Regions from separate parts of the Homo sapiens genome. Here region 1 is linked to region 2. Evidence: chromatin loops called from intact Hi-C (ENCODE). Cell type or tissue: Caco-2. All regions are shown on one strand. Each heading gives the region's core, and the rest is flanking DNA. Links, peaks and the distances in the headings are about the cores only. Region 1 overlaps MERTK (MER proto-oncogene, tyrosine kinase). Region 2 overlaps MERTK (MER proto-oncogene, tyrosine kinase).

The links. A loop is a pair of places that touch in the nucleus more often than their neighbours do. Peaks named below come from ENCODE experiments on the same cell type or tissue, not always from the same donor. Only the 100,000 strongest peaks of a DNase experiment are listed, where the experiment ranks them.
Region 1: a loop joins it to region 2, with 3 times the contacts of the local background. A loop is called at or near these places in 23 of 110 quality-filtered maps.

Annotation. Positions count from the first base shown.
Region 1 is chr2:111,900,044-111,902,957 of GRCh38, reverse strand. All of the region lies in intron 1 of MERTK (MER proto-oncogene, tyrosine kinase), which reads right to left. Among named protein-coding and RNA genes, the nearest start is that of MERTK, 2.9 kb to the right of the region's middle. In Caco-2, for the core only: a CTCF peak has its summit at 1,828; a DNase peak (open chromatin) is centred at 1,807; H3K4me3 peaks cover 58 bases.
Region 2 is chr2:111,973,904-111,976,817 of GRCh38, reverse strand. MERTK (MER proto-oncogene, tyrosine kinase) reads right to left here. Exons shown (of 19, transcript NM_006343.3): 7 at 1,346-1,529. Among named protein-coding and RNA genes, the nearest start is that of MERTK, 77 kb to the right of the region's middle. RefSeq lists an enhancer at 1,332-1,626. In Caco-2, for the core only: no CTCF peak of the experiment used is centred there; a DNase peak (open chromatin) is centred at 1,577.

The DNA.
Region 1 (2,914 bases), core at 279-2,778, 74 kb after region 2:
AAAATACAAAAATTAGCCAGCTGTGGTGGCAGGTGCCTGTAATCCCAGCTACTGGGAAGGCTGAGGCAGGAGAATTGCTTGAACCTGGGAGGCGGAGGTTGCAGTGAGCAGAGAATTTGCCATTGCAAGACTCTGTCAATAAAGAAATAGAGGGAGGGAGGGAGGGAGGAAGGAAGGAAGGAAGGAAGGAACTGATCAGGTTGTGAGAAGCATTATCAGGAAATTAAATTTAAGGGATAGTGGGGTGTATGCATATGATACTTTGGCAGGGGGTGGTTATTGGGGAAGGCTTCTCAAGGAGAACCTCTGAACTGAAACCCAAAGGATGAGAAGAAGCCAGCATGCCGAGATCTTGGGAAAAAGGTTCCAGCCAGAGGGAAGAGTCACTGCAAAGGCTGCTCAGGCCCTAGAAAGAAGACACAGGTGGCTGGAGTGGTAGGAACAAGAGGGAAGTGAATGGAAATGGGTCAAAGAGGTTCGCTGTGAGTCTCTGCAAATTCTAGTAGGGAACAGGAAGCCACTGGAAGATTTTCAAATGGAAAATACAATCAGATTCGTTTCCAAAATCTCATTCTGGCTATTATATGGAAAGCGACTGTTTCACATGTGTGTTCAAGGTCCCAGCTCAGTTTTTCTACCCAGCAGCATGTTCCCAATTCACAGGCATAAAAAGATTGAACCTCTTCTTGACCAATGCTGACTAGTAACTCACTGGCCCTTCTACAATTATCTGGAAATTATTTCAAAAATTAAGATTTAAAAATATAATTATTGGCTGGGTGTGGTGGCTCATGCCTGTAATCCCAGCACTTTGGGAGGCCAAGGCAGGCAGATCACCTGAGGTTGGGAGTTCGAGACCAACCTAACCAACACGGAGAAACCCTGTCTCTACCAAAAATACAAAATTAGCCAGGCGTGGTGGTGCATGCCTGTAATCCCAGCTACTCAGGAGGCTGAGGCAGGAGAACTGCTTGAACCCGGGAGGCGGGAAGTTGCGGTGAGCCGAGATTGTGCCATTGCACTCTAGCCTGGACAGCAAGAGTGAAACTCTATCTCAAAAACAAAAAAACATAATTATTGTTAATTTTTTAAAAATTGTATTCAGCTGTGCATGGTGGCTCATGCCTATAATCCCCACACTCTGAGAGGCTAAGGTGGGAAGATCGCTTGAGCCCAGGAGTTCAAGACCAGCCTGGGCAACATAGTGAGATCCTGTCTCTACAAAAAATAAAAAATTAGCCAGGCATGGTGGTATGTGCCTGTGGTCATAGCTACTTGGGAGGCTGAGGTGGGAGGATCACTTGAGCCCGGAAGGTTGAGGTTGCAGTGAGCCGTGATGGTGCCACTGCACTCTAGCCTGGGTGGCAGAATGAGAACCTGCCAAAAAAAAAAAAAAAAGAAAGAAAGAAAAGAAAAGAATTCCACTCAGCACTTTAATGGGTCAGAATAATTTTCTAAAAGTATTCATTTTTAAAATATGCACGATGTACTTTCAAAAAGCATTTGAAGCCTTTGGAATAAAGCCCACAAGCAACAGAACAACTTAAAAGTTCCCTCTGGGAAGATGTTTACAATATACTGGAATACATGTTACAATATCAGTTTGGAAAAGAAATATTAACATTAAAGAATCTTAAAAGCCTAATTTACTCTAAGGGTTGAGTTTAGCTGCACACACAGCCTCGTCATGAGCTAAGTCCTCATAATGCATTCATTTTTATCCACATTTATATTTATCTTGCTCCATCCTCTCCCTGGCCCTTCAGAGAGCCACCGCTTGCCTCATTTTGCTGCTCAATGGCACCCCCATCAGAGACTGAGCAGAAAGGAAAGACTGGAAAGCCTCGAAATGCTCCTGGTTTGGCAGTTCCAGTTCTGTGTGTGCATGTCTTTGTGAGACGTGTAGTGTGTATGTGTGTTGGGGGGCAGAGGGGATTTCCTGGGTTAAAGTGATGCTTAAATTTTATTTACCCATTCTTCTATACTGCTAACAGTGTAGAATCTACACACATATTCTCATTGTCTCTCTCTCTGTCTCCCCTGTGTGGTCAGCAAAGCACTCAGACCCACAATGTGTAATAGGAAAATCTTAAAATTAGATGAAGAGTCTAATTTCCATGTTTAATTTCTTCATACAGCACTCCTTTGTGCTGTAATTCTGCCAGTGAGAATCCCATTCTTTAAGCTTTTCACAAGGTGAGATGTAAAACTGTCACACATCTCATAGGTAAAGTTCAAAACCAAAAGCAAAAAGTGCAAGAACGATTGGTGAAACTTTTCATTCTTCCAGCTGGGTGGATTTTAAAAGGCCTTTTTATGATTGTCTGATTAAAGTTGATTGTCAGCTACAAAAATTTGTTATTACAGCCTTTTAAAATTTTAGAAAAACAAAAGCACTCCAATTTTTAAGTATTTAACACAAAACTATTGTTCCCATTACTTTCTCCATAGTTCTCACCACATTCACTACCTCCAAGACTATTCACGGCCAGTCCTCACTAGTAGCAACAAATAACAGATTTGCAGCAGATTATGAAAAATGGGGCTGGCAGAAATGCTGAGGAATTTTTGAAGGTTTGGTGGAGGGAGGGGCAGTGGAGAACAGAACTGCTTTAGTTCTTTGCCTGGCTCTTAAAGTTTGTTTCAAATTGCTATGTTGCCCCAAATTATAAATTGCTTATGTAATTTAACGTGCAAAAAGTGGGTGCACTGTTTAAGAATTTTTCATTTGAGTAAATGAGCTTTCAAAGGAAAATCTCAAAGGAAAAACTTTTAAGTAACTTACTTGACTATAAACTGAGCTTTCCAGGTATTCCTAAAAAACATCTTTGACTGTAATAGGTGAAGGCTAGTCAAGTGCATTCTCGATCAAAAGAGAGAAAATCTACATGCTGAATGGAAATAGAAACCTTTT
Region 2 (2,914 bases), core at 318-2,817:
AAGAATAAAAAATAAGAATCATAAAAATATTAAACATAGAATCATAAAAATATTAATATTAAAAATATAAAAATAATATTTTTAAATGAAGAAAAAGAAGAAAAGGAGAACAAATTACAGATAGAACAAATAGAAAATACGATGCAATTAAACCTATCCATTTGAATGATTCGATTACATTTTAATGGACTTGTGGGTTATTTTATGTGTATATATGTGTGTATATGTACATATATATAATAACCTACACACACACACACACACACACACACACACACACACACACACACACACAGGTTTTTGTCATGATTTCTGGCTTACAACTCCCATAGCCCTGGTTACAATCTTTTGCTATGATGTTGGGTGCTTTACGCCTCAGGGGCAGGCCTCAGAAAACAATCTCTCTGACCTCTTCCCGCCCTCCTTTCACCTGCCTCAATGCAGGACTCTAATCTTCCCCATCTTTCTGACTGTGGGTCATAAGACCCTTATTACAAAGGGGGTCCTGACCCATAACCTGGAGGAAGGAATGCTGACATCATGAAGCTTCCACAAAAAAACAAGAGAACAGGGTTCAGAGAGCTTCCAGATAGCTGAACATGTGCAGGTTCCTGGAGGGTGGTGCGCCCAGGGAGGGCATGGAAGCTCCACACCCTTTCCTTCTATATCTCATCCTCCGCATCTCTTCATTTGTATCCTTTGTAATATCCTTTATGATAAACTGGTAAATATAAGTATTTCCCTGAGGTCTGTGAACCGTTCTAGCAAATTAATTGGACACAAAGCTGAGGTCATGGGAAACACTTAGTCAGAAGTTCCAGAGGCCCAGACTTGTGATTGGCATCTAAAGGCTGGGGACGGGGTTGGGAGGGAGGGGAGGCCTGGGGATTGAGTCCTCAACCTATGGGATCTGAAGCTATCTCCATGTAGTGTCAGACTTGAATGGAGGACACTCAGCTGGTCTCCGCTGCAGAGCCGACTGCTTGCTGGTGGAGAGAAATCCCCACATATATTGGAGTGGCCGAAGGCTTCTGTATTGACCACTGTGTTGGTAACATGTATTGATTGTTGTGTTGTGAGAGAGCATGTTTTAAAGTGTGCTGCTATTATCTCCTATGTAAAAGAAAAGATTACCTATACATAACACGGCTAAGTTTTGTCACTGAATGCTTTTACAGTATGGAGGAAATATCTTTCCCATTTTCATCAGTCGCCTCAATAATTTTCTCCTCCAGAGACAAAGTCCAAACAAAGCAAAGTTTCAACTCTCAGTCAGGCCACTGGGAAGGGTTTGTTGAATCACATGTCATTGGGGGCAATATACATTCTGAACCCCAGGAATTACCTCCTTCAGTCGTGCTGGCTAGAATCCAAGGGCTCACTGCAGACCAGCCTATTTCATTCATGCAGGAAACACCAATGCTGTAATTAGCCAGGGCTTGCAGCTGCTTGATTTGGTACAGATGTGGTAAGGCAGAGGTGTTAAAAATCATGACTGAGCCATTACTCAGCGGATCAGCTTCCTTGACCTAAACGAAGAGTAAACATGAGGACCGGGCATTAGTAAGGTGGTGGGAATGTCAGGCACGGGGCCTGTGTGCATTCGGTGCACGTGGCCCTTCCTCTACGCTAAGGGGAAGGACCTGCTTCCTTTCTGGGCACACACACATTTTACCGCTAGCATCACTGTGTGTTACTCATGCCCTCGGACAATAACTGAACACCTGAGGAAAACGCCTAAAATAACAATTAACAATTCTCACTGTGGCAGGTAACGGAGCAAATAATTATGATGATTAGAATTCATATTATACTATAAAATAAAGCCTCTCCTCTCTTAGAACCTCTTCGATTCTTGACCTCTTTCAGCTGCTTCATGGAGTATGCAACAGAGGAAACAGATATAATATGTGCTGGCAAACCCTGAAATATTTACTATTTTGCCTTTTAAAGGAAATATTTCCCAAATTCTGCTTTTAGAGGATGGGTTTCTTGCTTTCTTTTTCTTTTCTTTTCTTTTCTTTCTTTTTTTTTTTTTTTTTTTTTTTGAGATGGACCTTCGCTCTCTTTGCCCAGGCTGGAGTGCAGTGGTGTTATCTCAACTCACTGCAACCTCCGCCTCCCGGATTCAAGCAATTCTCCTGCCTCAGTCTCCTGAGTAGCTGGGATTACAGGCATGTGCCACCACGCACAGCTAATTTTGTATTTTTAGTAGAGATGGGGTTTCACTATGTCGGCCATGCTGGCCTCGAACTCCTGACCTCAGGTGATCCACCTGCCTTGGACTTCCAAAGCGCTGGGATTACAGGCGTGAGCCACCACACCCAGCGTTTCTTAATCTTTCTTTTTATTATGTAACCTAAGGAACACTGCTCTTGCCTTGAGGCTAACTTTATTTTATTTTATTGTTATTATTATTACTACTTTTTTTGAGATGGAGTCTGACTCTGTTGCCCAGGCTGGAGTGCAATGGTTTGACCTCCGTCTCCCAGGTTCAAGTGATTCTCCCACCTCAGCCTTCAGAGTAGCTGGGATCACAGGTGCCTGCCACCACGCCTGGCTAACTTTTTTTTTTTTTTTTTTTTTTTTTTAGTAGAGGTGGGGTTTCACCATGTTGGCCAGGCTGGTCTTGAACTCCTGATCTTAAGGGTTCTGCCTGCCTTGGCCTCCCAAAGTGCTAGGATTACAGGCGTGAGCCAATGCACTCATCCTGAGGCTAATTTTAGTGTGTCCTTTATTCTTAACCCCTTCGACCCCAACAGAAATTGAATTCCAGAGGCACACACAGGAAATGTAGATTCTTGGCTTTTTTTTTTTTTTTTTTTTGATGAGGAGATATAGCAAAGGGTCATTTGCCCCTCCTTCAGAAAACTTTTCTCCAAATCTCCTTTAAACATACTGCCTTATCTTTCCC